Linked DNA regions of Homo sapiens: region 2 is linked to region 1. The links are chromatin loops, found by intact Hi-C in ENCODE. Cell type or tissue: HepG2. All regions are shown on one strand.

What was found. Hi-C counts contacts between places; a loop is a spot of excess contacts. Peaks named below come from ENCODE experiments on the same cell type or tissue, not always from the same donor. Only the 100,000 strongest peaks of a DNase experiment are listed, where the experiment ranks them.
Region 2: a loop joins it to region 1, with 2.7 times the contacts of the local background. A loop is called at or near these places in 1 of 110 quality-filtered maps.

The regions. Positions count from the first base shown.
Region 1 is chr4:103,303,980-103,308,979 of GRCh38, forward strand. No RefSeq gene overlaps it. Among named protein-coding and RNA genes, the nearest start is that of CENPE, 110 kb to the left of the region's middle. RefSeq lists an enhancer at 2,889-3,406. In HepG2, no CTCF peak of the experiment used is centred here; a DNase peak (open chromatin) is centred at 2,992; H3K4me3 peaks cover 1,565 bases.
Region 2 is chr4:103,254,862-103,259,861 of GRCh38, forward strand. No RefSeq gene overlaps it. Among named protein-coding and RNA genes, the nearest start is that of CENPE, 59 kb to the left of the region's middle. RefSeq lists an enhancer at 614-1,813. In HepG2, no CTCF peak of the experiment used is centred here; no DNase peak of the experiment used is centred here; H3K4me3 peaks cover 2,556 bases.

The DNA of each region.
Region 1 (5,000 bases):
TTACCCAAAAGTTGTTCAGGAGCAGGTTCTTTACTTTCCACATAACTGTATAGTTTTAAATGATTTTAAAGTATTTATATTTTTATTGCACTGTGGTCTAAGAGTGTGTTTGGTATAATTTCAATTTTTTAAAAGTTTGCTGAGGATTGTTTCATGGCCAATTGTGTGGTCAATTTTAGAGTATGTACCATGTGCAAATGAGAATGATGTGTATTCTGTTGCTTTTGGCTGGAGTGTTCTGTAGATGTCTTTAGGCCCATTTGGTTGTGTTGAGTTGGGTCGTGCATATCATATCTTTGTTAGTTTTCTGCCTCAATGATCTGTCTACTACAGTCAGTGGGGTGTTGAAGTCTCTCACTACTATTATGTGGTTATCTAGGTGTCTTCATAGTTCTCTAAGAACTTGGTTTTTGGATCTGAGTGCCCCAGTCTTGAATGCATATACATTTAGTATGGTTGATCTTCTTGTTGAATTGAATACTTTACCATTATGTAATGGCCTTCTTTATCTTTTTTGATTGTTGTTGGTATTCTTTTCTTTAAGAATGCTGAATATAGGCCCTGAATCTCTTCTGCCTTGTAGGTTTCCTACTGAAAGGCTCATGTTAACCTGATGAGGTTCCTTTTGTAGGTGACCTGCCCCTTCTCTCTAGTTGCCTTTACTATGTTTTCTTGCACATTGACCTTGGAGAATCTGAAGACTATGTGTCTTGGGGATAGTTATCTTGTATAGGATCTTGTAGGAGTTTTCTGCATCTCCTGAATTTGAATGTTGGCCTCTCTAGCAAGGCTGGGGAAACTTTTGTGAACATTATCCACAAATATGTCTTCCAAGTTGCTTGTTTTCTCTCCCTGTATTTCAAGGATACCAATGAATCATAGATTTGGTCTCTTTACATAATTTCATATTTCTCGGAGGTTTTGTTCATTCTGTTTTATACTTTTTTCTTTATTTCTTTCTCACTGAATTAGTTTGGATAACCAGTCTTGAGCTTTGAGATTCTTTCCTTAGCTTGGTCTATTCTGCTGTGGTCTACTTGTGATTGCATTATGAAATTCTTGTAGTATGTTTTTTAGCTGTATCAGATCAGTTTTGTTCCTTCTTTTAATGGCCATTTATTGTTTCAGCTTCTGCATCATTTCATTGTAATACTTAGATTCCTCGGACTTCAACTTTCCCTGGAATCTTGATGATCTTCATTCCTATTCAAAAAATTGTGAATTGTATGTCTGTCATCTTAGCTATTTCAGCCTTACTAAGATACTCTGGCTTTTTGAGTTGCCAGAGTTCTTGAGCTGGTTCTTTCTCACTATGTGGGCTAATGTTCCTTTAACTGTGATGTAATTTGAGTACACTTTTATTTGATTTCTTTTCTGGATGTTTTCAGAGGGCCAAGGCTTTGTGTAGGGTCTTTATTTGTAGCTGACTTCTTGTCCTTGGTTTCACAGGAGGGCATATTAGCAAAGTATTTTTGGTGTTGAATTTTGGGCTTTGATCCAGTAGATGGTGTTTAAGCATAATGGCCAATAGCTAGGCTCTTGCTTGGCCACGTGGCTCCTCTGTGTTTCCTCATGATTGCGGCTGTGCTCCCACTCAGTGCTTTGAAGTTGTGGGCTCCTCTCCTCCTTCAGTGCTGGCTGTAGATCTTGGCTTGGTATACCACAGCCCTGGAGTGAGCTCAGGCTTTATGTTCCTTCCCCAACTTGGAGGCAGCAGGGCAAGGGGCCTTGGAAGTGGCTGTGGCAGAGGCAGAGGGGCTTTCATTTGTTTCTTGGGGCTCCACTCAAAAGAAAAGCAGAGCCGCTGCCAATTGGTGTGACTGGCCTGGGGTGGGGCAGCTGTGTTGTGAGCCCAAGCTGTGGGGCCCTGCCTGGTGATGAATTGGGGGTGGGGAGCTCACAAGGGAGATAGAGTGGTCTCTTTTCCTTAGGGAGACTGCAGCTTGCTGGAGTTGTGGGTAAAGCCTTCAGGATCTTTGTTCCTTCCCCATTCTAAGGGCAGTACCACTGCAGTGGCAGGTGCAGAGGGACTTTCAGTTGCCTCTGGGAGCTCTATCTCAGAGAAATGCAGAGCCACTGTTAATGGAAATGTTCAGCCATTTCCATGTCCAGCCACTGGAAATGTTCAGCAGTGCAGGAGTGGCTGCACTGCTGGCTTGAGCTGGGGGGCCCTGATTGGCGAAGAGTGGCGGGGGGGGGGGGGGGGGGTGGAAGGATCACAGAGAGGAGAGACTGGGCTCCTTTCCATATGACAACAGTGAAGTGGCCTCATTGTTTGGGGTGACACCCAGAGCTTTTGGTCTCATGGCCAAGGAAATCAAGGATGTGACACACCAAGGATGAGGTTGAGAATAGAAATTTAATAGGAAAAAGAAAGAGAACAGCTCTCTGCTACAGAGAGGGATCCCAGAAAAAGGGTTGCTGTACTGCAGTGAAATGCAGGGGTTTTTATAGACGAGCTAGTGGGGAGGTGGTATCTGATCAGCATAGAGCATGAAAAACCAGTTAGGACCAGGTGTGCTATCTACTTAGGGTACAAATCTCTGGTAGCCCCCCACCCCAATGTTTTATTATGCAGGCAGTTCCTCAGCTTGAGCTATTCCATGTTGCTTATTTCTTTCTTACTGTGCATCTGCTAAAAAGGGGAGGTGGAACCCCCATGGTGGACGTGCCTGGTCCTTTGTAGCCCTTTCTATCTGTGCAACGGCCAGCATCCCCTCATGCAAGCTTCCAGCTTCCTTATCTATGTTTGCAGCCCAATCTTCCAGTTGCTGTTTGTTAGAAAAGAAGTGATTTCTTGGGCTGCTTTTTGTGAGAAGCGAAGTTCTGTCTGGGACTATTTGCCCTCACTATCTGTCTAAATCATTTTTATCTACTCCTGTATCAACATTGGTGTGCTGGAATTGCAAGTAAAGTTCCTAGGCTCTTAGTCGGGTGGCAGCAAGGTCAGAATCACTTCAGTGGCAGTGACAGAGCGGCTGTTGTTTGCCTCTGGAAGCTCCACCCCAGAGAAACAGAGCCGCTGCCAGTGGGAATGTTCAGCTGGGGGTGGGGCAGCTGCTCTGCAGTCATGAGCTTGGGGCCCTGCCTGGTAAAGAGTCCGGGGTGGCGGTTCACAGGGAAGAAAGTCTGGGCTCCTTTCTGCATGATGGCTGCCATGTGCTGGGGTGCCAGCATAGCGACCACACCCTTTCTTCCTCTCCCAGACCGAGAGCAGCAAGGGCAGTACCACTGAAGCTGCAATGGCAGAGGGACTTTGGGTTGTCTCTGGAGTTTCCTCCCTGGAGAAATGCAAAGCTGCCACTGACTGAAGTATTCAGGCTGGGGCAGAGTGGTTGTGCTGGGGGCCCAGGTGGAGAGGCCCTCCACGGTGAGGAGCAGCTGAGGCACGGACCTGCATCGAAACAGACTGGCCGCTTTTCTGTAAGGCAACGGAACTATGCTGAGGGTCCATGTTAGATTCTAATCACTGCTTTTCCTCTGGAGTCCGAGGGTAACAGGAGAGAGGACTGTGTAGCAGCAAACATGAGAGCCTGTCTGCTGCCTCTGGTAGCTGCGTCTCAGGGAAGTGCAGAGCTGTTCCCCGATGGAGAGCTCAGGAGTGGTTGGGGTGGCTGCATTACGGTCCCAGGCCAGTGGGCCGTGTCCAGAGAGGTGCAGTAGAGGTGAGGCCTGCTGTTCATCCACTGCTCAGTCCACGGATTCGGCCCCTATCCTGGGGGCATGCTAGGGATCCTGGCCTCCGATGTTGCAGGAGCTGCAGCTGCTGGTGCTGGGATGCCCAGGGATCAAAGAGTCCCGTACTTCTCATGTGCCTGAACTGTGACTGTGCCCAGACTCCACATGGCTGTCTTTTTCAGTCTGGAGGCCCCGGCTGGGGGAGAGTCATGGGGGAATCTCTTGATTTCAGGGTTGCAAAGTTCCGTGGCAGAAATGTGGGTCCCTAGGAACTCTCACTAGCTCACTGTTTCTTCGCAGTGGGAGTCTCCCATGGCTCTGCGCCACTCCTGGGTGGGTGGCTGTCGTGTCTCACTCTTCTCTGTTCTACATAGGTCGTGTTGCTTCCTTGATGATTCCCAGTGCGTCCTCCTGGAAGATCCAGTTGAAGAGCTAGTATTTACTCAACACTCTTCTCTCTGTGAGAGCGGCCCACACTAGTTGCTCCTAGTCATTTATCTTGGCCGGAATCTTCTCTGTTCTCTGGTTATCTCCATGTCTGCCCCCTGCCAACACTGACACATTAAAAAAAAAAAAAAAAAAAAAAAAAGATGCCTTGGAACAGTTCCAGAGGATGAAGTTTTTTTCTCACTATTTATGGGAAACGGGGAGCTTCGCAGCCAAGCTCCTCTTCAGCAGCAGCACAGACCCCTGCCTCTTGCCTCATTTCTCACTTCCACCCTGGAAGTTGCAGAACACGCATGTGCACTGCACAGGCCTGTGAAGGTGGGATCAGCACGTCCTGCCAGGCACCATCTCCAGCGCAGGATACTGGAGCTCCCTGTTGAGCAGTGCAGGTTATATAGAATAGGTTAGGAGTTAGGGCATAGGGCTTGGGTTAGGTGTTAGAATCTACATGGCTGATTCTTGCTTACACTGTTGAATTTACTTTTGAGGACTAACCTGAAAAATGGTTTCTCAGATTCCCTTGAATCACAACTTTACAGATATTTTTTGACATTTTGGCAGTAACAGTTTTTATAGTGAAGGTAATATAAAGATCAGGATGAGATAATACAGTCACCAATAAAAATATGAAAATTGTGAGCTTGAGAAAGCTGACTCTGGGGATTGAGAACATGCTTTGAAAATAAGACCAGCTATTATACATTTAGATGTTAAAACTGAATGAGATACAGAAATCAATTTGAATTTTTGGGTGTCAAGTTGATATACTTCAAGTGTCTAATTGTTTTCTAATTGACTATAAGATGATTTTATTTTTCAGAGAAAAATACTGTTGAGAAAACAGAGAAAGATTTTCTTTTGCTGCTATTTTTTGC
Region 2 (5,000 bases), 49 kb before region 1:
GTTTTCCAACTTGATTCCATTCTCCCCATCACTTTCAGGTAAACCAATCAGACGTATATTTGGTCTTTTCACATAGTCCCGTATTTCTTGGAGGCTTTGCTTATTTCTTTTTATTCTTTTTTCTCTAAACTTCCCTTCTCGCTTCATTTCATTCATTTCATCTTCCATTGCTGATACCCTTTCTTCCAGTTGATCGCATCGGCTCCTGAGGCTTCTGCATTCTTCACGTAGTTCTCGCACCTTGGTTTTCAGCTCCATCAGCTCCTTAAACACTTCTCTGTATTGGTTATTCTAGTTATACATTCTTCTAAATTTTTTTCAATGTTTTCAACTTCTTTGCCTTTGGTTTGAATGTCCTCCCGTAGCTCAGAGTAATTTGATCGTCTGAAGCCTTCTCTCAGCTCGTCAAAGTCATTCTCCATCCAGCTTTGTTCCATTGCTGGTGAGGAACTGCGTTCCTTTGGAGGAGGAGGGGTGCTCTGCTTTTTAGAGTTTCCAGTTTTTCTGTTCTGTTTTTTCCCCATCTTTGTGGTTTTATCTACTTTTGGTCTTTGATGATGGTAATGTACAGATGGGTTTTTGGTGTGGATGTCCTTTCTGTTTGTTAGTTTTCCTTCTAACAGAGAGGACCCTCAGCTGCAGGTCTGTTGGAATACCCTGCTGTGTGAGGTGTCAGTTTGTCCCTGCTGGGGGGTGCCTCCCATTTAGGCTGCTCGGGGGTCAGGGGTCAGGGACCCACTTGAGGAGGCAGTCTGCCTATTCTCAGATCTCCAGCTGCGTGCTGGGAGAGCCACTGCTCTCTTCAAAGCTGTCAGACAGGGATATTTAAGTCTGCAGAGGTTACTGCTGTCTTTTTGTTTGTCTGTGCCCTGCCCCCAGAGGTGGAGCCTACAGAGGCAAGCAGGCCTCCTTGAGCTGTGGTGGGCTCCACCCAGTTCGAGCTTCCCGGCTGCTTTGTTTACCTAATCAAGCCTGGGCAATGGCGGGTGCCCCTCCCCCAGCCTCGCTGCCGCCTTGCAGTTTGATCTCAGACTGCTGTGCTAGCAATCAACGAGACTCTGTGGGCGTAGGACCCTCCGAGCCAGGTGTGGGATATAATCTCGTGGAGCGCCATTTTTTAAGCCAGTCGGAAAAGCGCAGTATTCGGGTGGGAGTGACCCGATTTTCCAGGTGCCATCCGTCACCCCTTTCTTTGACTCAGAAAGGGAACTCCCTGACCCCTTGCGCTTCCCAAGTGAGGCAATGCCTCACCCTGCTTCGGCTCGCGCATGGTGCGCGCACCCACTGACCTGCGCCCACTGTCTGGCACTCCCTAGTGAGATGAACCCCGTACCTCAGATGGAAATGCAGAAATCACCGTCTTCTGCGTCGCCCACGCTGGAAGCTGTAGACCGGAACTGTTCCTATTCGGCCATCTTGGCTCCTCCTCGCAGGTATCTTTTTGATATAGTGAATTCTTTTCCTTTGGGTAGATACCCGGTAGTGGGATGTTGAATTGAATGGTAGATCTACTTTTAGTTCTTTGAGAAATCTCCATACTGTTTTTCATATAAAATAATTGTTAATGTTTAAAAGAGTGATAATTTTTTAAATAAAAAGAATCCTTTTCTTTTAGACATACACTGAAATATTTATGAATTAAATGGAATGTTTAGTACTTGCTCTTCATTGGAGAGTATCTTGCCCCATTGACCCTCCAGGATTGTTTAGAATTTGTGGTGATATCTGAACAGCTCAGGCAAGCTTTAGGGTAACATATTCATAAAGATTGTACTTCTTGGAGAAAATGAAAATGAATATGCTTAATGGATCATTCTGCCATCTCTTTATCATCCATTAACTTTTCATTATCTACCTCTAGCAGAGAAATAGGCATTGCTTGTTCATTGCTTCCCTGAAATTAGATTAAAATGTCTCACTTGTTTTTAGGTTTTCCACAATTTCAGCATGGTCTTGGCTTTAGTCTTTTGAGAGCTATCTTCAGATTTTATGTCACTTCTGTATCATTTGTGTTAAAAACTTTGAGATCATAATATTTTTCTCTCCTTTCTCAATACATTTTAAATTTGCTGTTTGACTATGTCTAGTATTTCTTCTGCTATTAGAAGAGGTAATTTCCTATTTAAATTTCTATCCTGCTCATATTACAAACTAGTCCAAAATAACATGTTAAAATAGCAGTTAAATATGTTTCTTCAGGCTTGTGCATGAGGATATTATCAGAAAGGGAAGCATGAGGATATTATCAGAAAGGGAAGAAGTGATGACCAAAAAATAAAAATAAAAGAGGGAGAGAAGACTAGAATATATCTAAGGCAGTTTTTTCAAAAGCAAGATTTGAGTTCTAGCAGATATTCAGATAATCGAAACTCCTTATCACTACCATCTCTTGCCTGTGCTGAATTTGTCACCTGTGTTAGGGATGATTCATTCCTGTTTTCTACGTGGAAATCTGAATCTGTAATAACATTATTTCTTTCTTTCTTTCTTTCCTTCTTTCTTTTCTTCTTTCTTTCTTTCTTTCTTTCTTTCTTTCTTTCTTTCTTTCTTTCTTTCTTTCTTTCTTCTTTCTCATCTAAATGCTCTCCACTAGATTGGCACAGTAAGGCTTATGAATCAATAAGTTTTATTCTTGTATCATATCTATGTAGCCACTGTTGAGTTTTTATTTCCAAAATCATGATCTTTAATAGAAGCAGAAGGAGAAATACTACGTGTGCCCTCAAACCACCTAAGTTTCCTAAGTAGTGCTTCAAGGTTGCTCTAGTTAAATTCTGACTATGTTGTTTCTCACAGTGAATCAGCAGAAACAAGTCCACATCCAATATGGTTATATGTTTTGCCTGACTCACTTCAGAGCAATTACTTCTCTATCAAAGTTTTGAAAATAATTATTGTCATCTTCATGATAAGTCTTATTCAGTAATATCTCAATAATCTAACTAATGGGAGTCACTTAGTTTCTTTTGTCAAAATTTTGAGTTATTTTTAGTAAGATTTTAATAGTGCTTAGTCCATATACTGCTATGTAGTGGTACCATACCTTAGTAGAAGTAGAAAGAACATCAGAAAGGGTGTCAAAAATAAATCTTAACATAATGGCAGTAGAGTTTGTCGGGAGTGTGACTTACTAGTATGCCCTAAAGTTTTCTAATGCTGTAAGGGAGAAATGATGATACCTGAGATTTTTGTAATACATGTAAAAGTACTTCACGAACATTTCATGTACACATGCAACTATAAGTTAGTGTGATTGATATATCAACCCTTGAGTCCCTGTTTTTATTTTCATTGATGTTCTTTTCTCTTGTTTCCTTCTGTATATGATTAGACATCATCTTTGTTAGTTTCTTTCTATATCATACTTCTGTCTTAGAGGCAGTATACTGAGACAGAGTTTTAAAACCCCAGGTCTTCTTTTTTTTTCCTGTAATTTATTGATTTGTTGCTTATTTGTAAAGTTAGGATAATAATACTGATCTCATGAACTTGTTGTGAGGGTTAGATAGAAACATGATAGAGAAATCAAGAGTTCTTGTGTTGAATTTTTTCCCAAACCCGAATATCCAACTATGTAGTAGATGGTCCCTCATTGATTTTCACTATTTCTTCTAACTCAAGTTTTTAAAGATTGAAGGAATTTTCTCATACAAATATCCTCCTGTGTTCTCTATCTTAGTCAGTAACTGTATGATGTGTCAACTAGCCCAAGTATCTGGGACTAATCTCTTTTATTCCATCAACAATTAAGTTTTACTGAATTGACCATGTATAATTTTAAAGCTTGTGGCTCTCTATTCCAATTTTCACTACATTAGTTCAGGCACTTGTGCTTTTATACCTGGGTTATTGCAATGGCCTTCTAACTCTCCTTTTGGCATATAGAATTCTCTGTCCTGTGTCCAGCTCATTGTCCTCCTTGGTGTTGGTAGGTGTTTTTTACAATGCATATCTAATCACCTATCTAATCCCTTGAAATATTAAACAGCAATGGTAATAGTAAGCAGAGAACCTTATGTAAAAATTCATCTAATGTTCTTCCATCAAGGGTAAGATCATATTAAAAAAGCATCCACTGAGTCCTGTTTTATTAACTATTTTCTTCTTTTTTAAAATTGAGAATTGCTGCTAAACTATGCTAAATGCATTTTCTATATCTGTGGAGATAATTGTATGATTTTCTCTCCTTTGAGCTATTAGGATTTCGTGATATTGAACAATTTTTGCATTCCTGGAATAAACTTACTTGGTCATCCTGTGTTTTCCTTTCAGTGTGCTACTGGATGACATTTGCCAATACATTATGTATAATTTTTGCATTGATAATCATAAGTGATATTAGTTTGCAGTTTTTTTATTCTTGTGTGAACTTTGTAACTTAAGGTATCAGTATTAGCCCAGCATCTTTAAATTGAATTTGTTTTTTTCTCTCTTTTATATATGCTCTGAAACAGTTTAAATAACACTAGAATTGTGTGATCTAAAAATATTGCGTAGAACTCTCCCCAGAAACATCTGAGTCTGGTGCTCTTTATGGAGTAGCTCTTTTATCTTTCTTTCTGTTTTCTTTTTTGATGGTAATTGGCTTGTTTACAGTTTTACATTTCTTTTTTCTTCTGTTAGTTGTGTTACATTGTAATCACTAGAAAATTTTCCATTTCACTCAAGTTTTAAAATGTATTTGAGTATAGTTTCATAATACAGTTTTCAAAACTAAAATTGATTTATATGGTTATTTGGCCTTTGTCATTTCTTATTTTGTGTATTTATGCTCTTTCATTTTTATTAAATCATTTTCTATTTTAGAAATGTATCCAAGTAGCAGATTTTAATTTATATATCGGTTTTACTGTTTTTCTGTTTCCTATTTCATCAATTTTGAATGGATACTTAAAGTTCATATGCTAAATGACTATAGATGCATAGATTTGACTTTAAAATTCATGACATAACATGTAAAATGTGTGCATTCAATAAGTACTTATTGAATGAAATTTTTC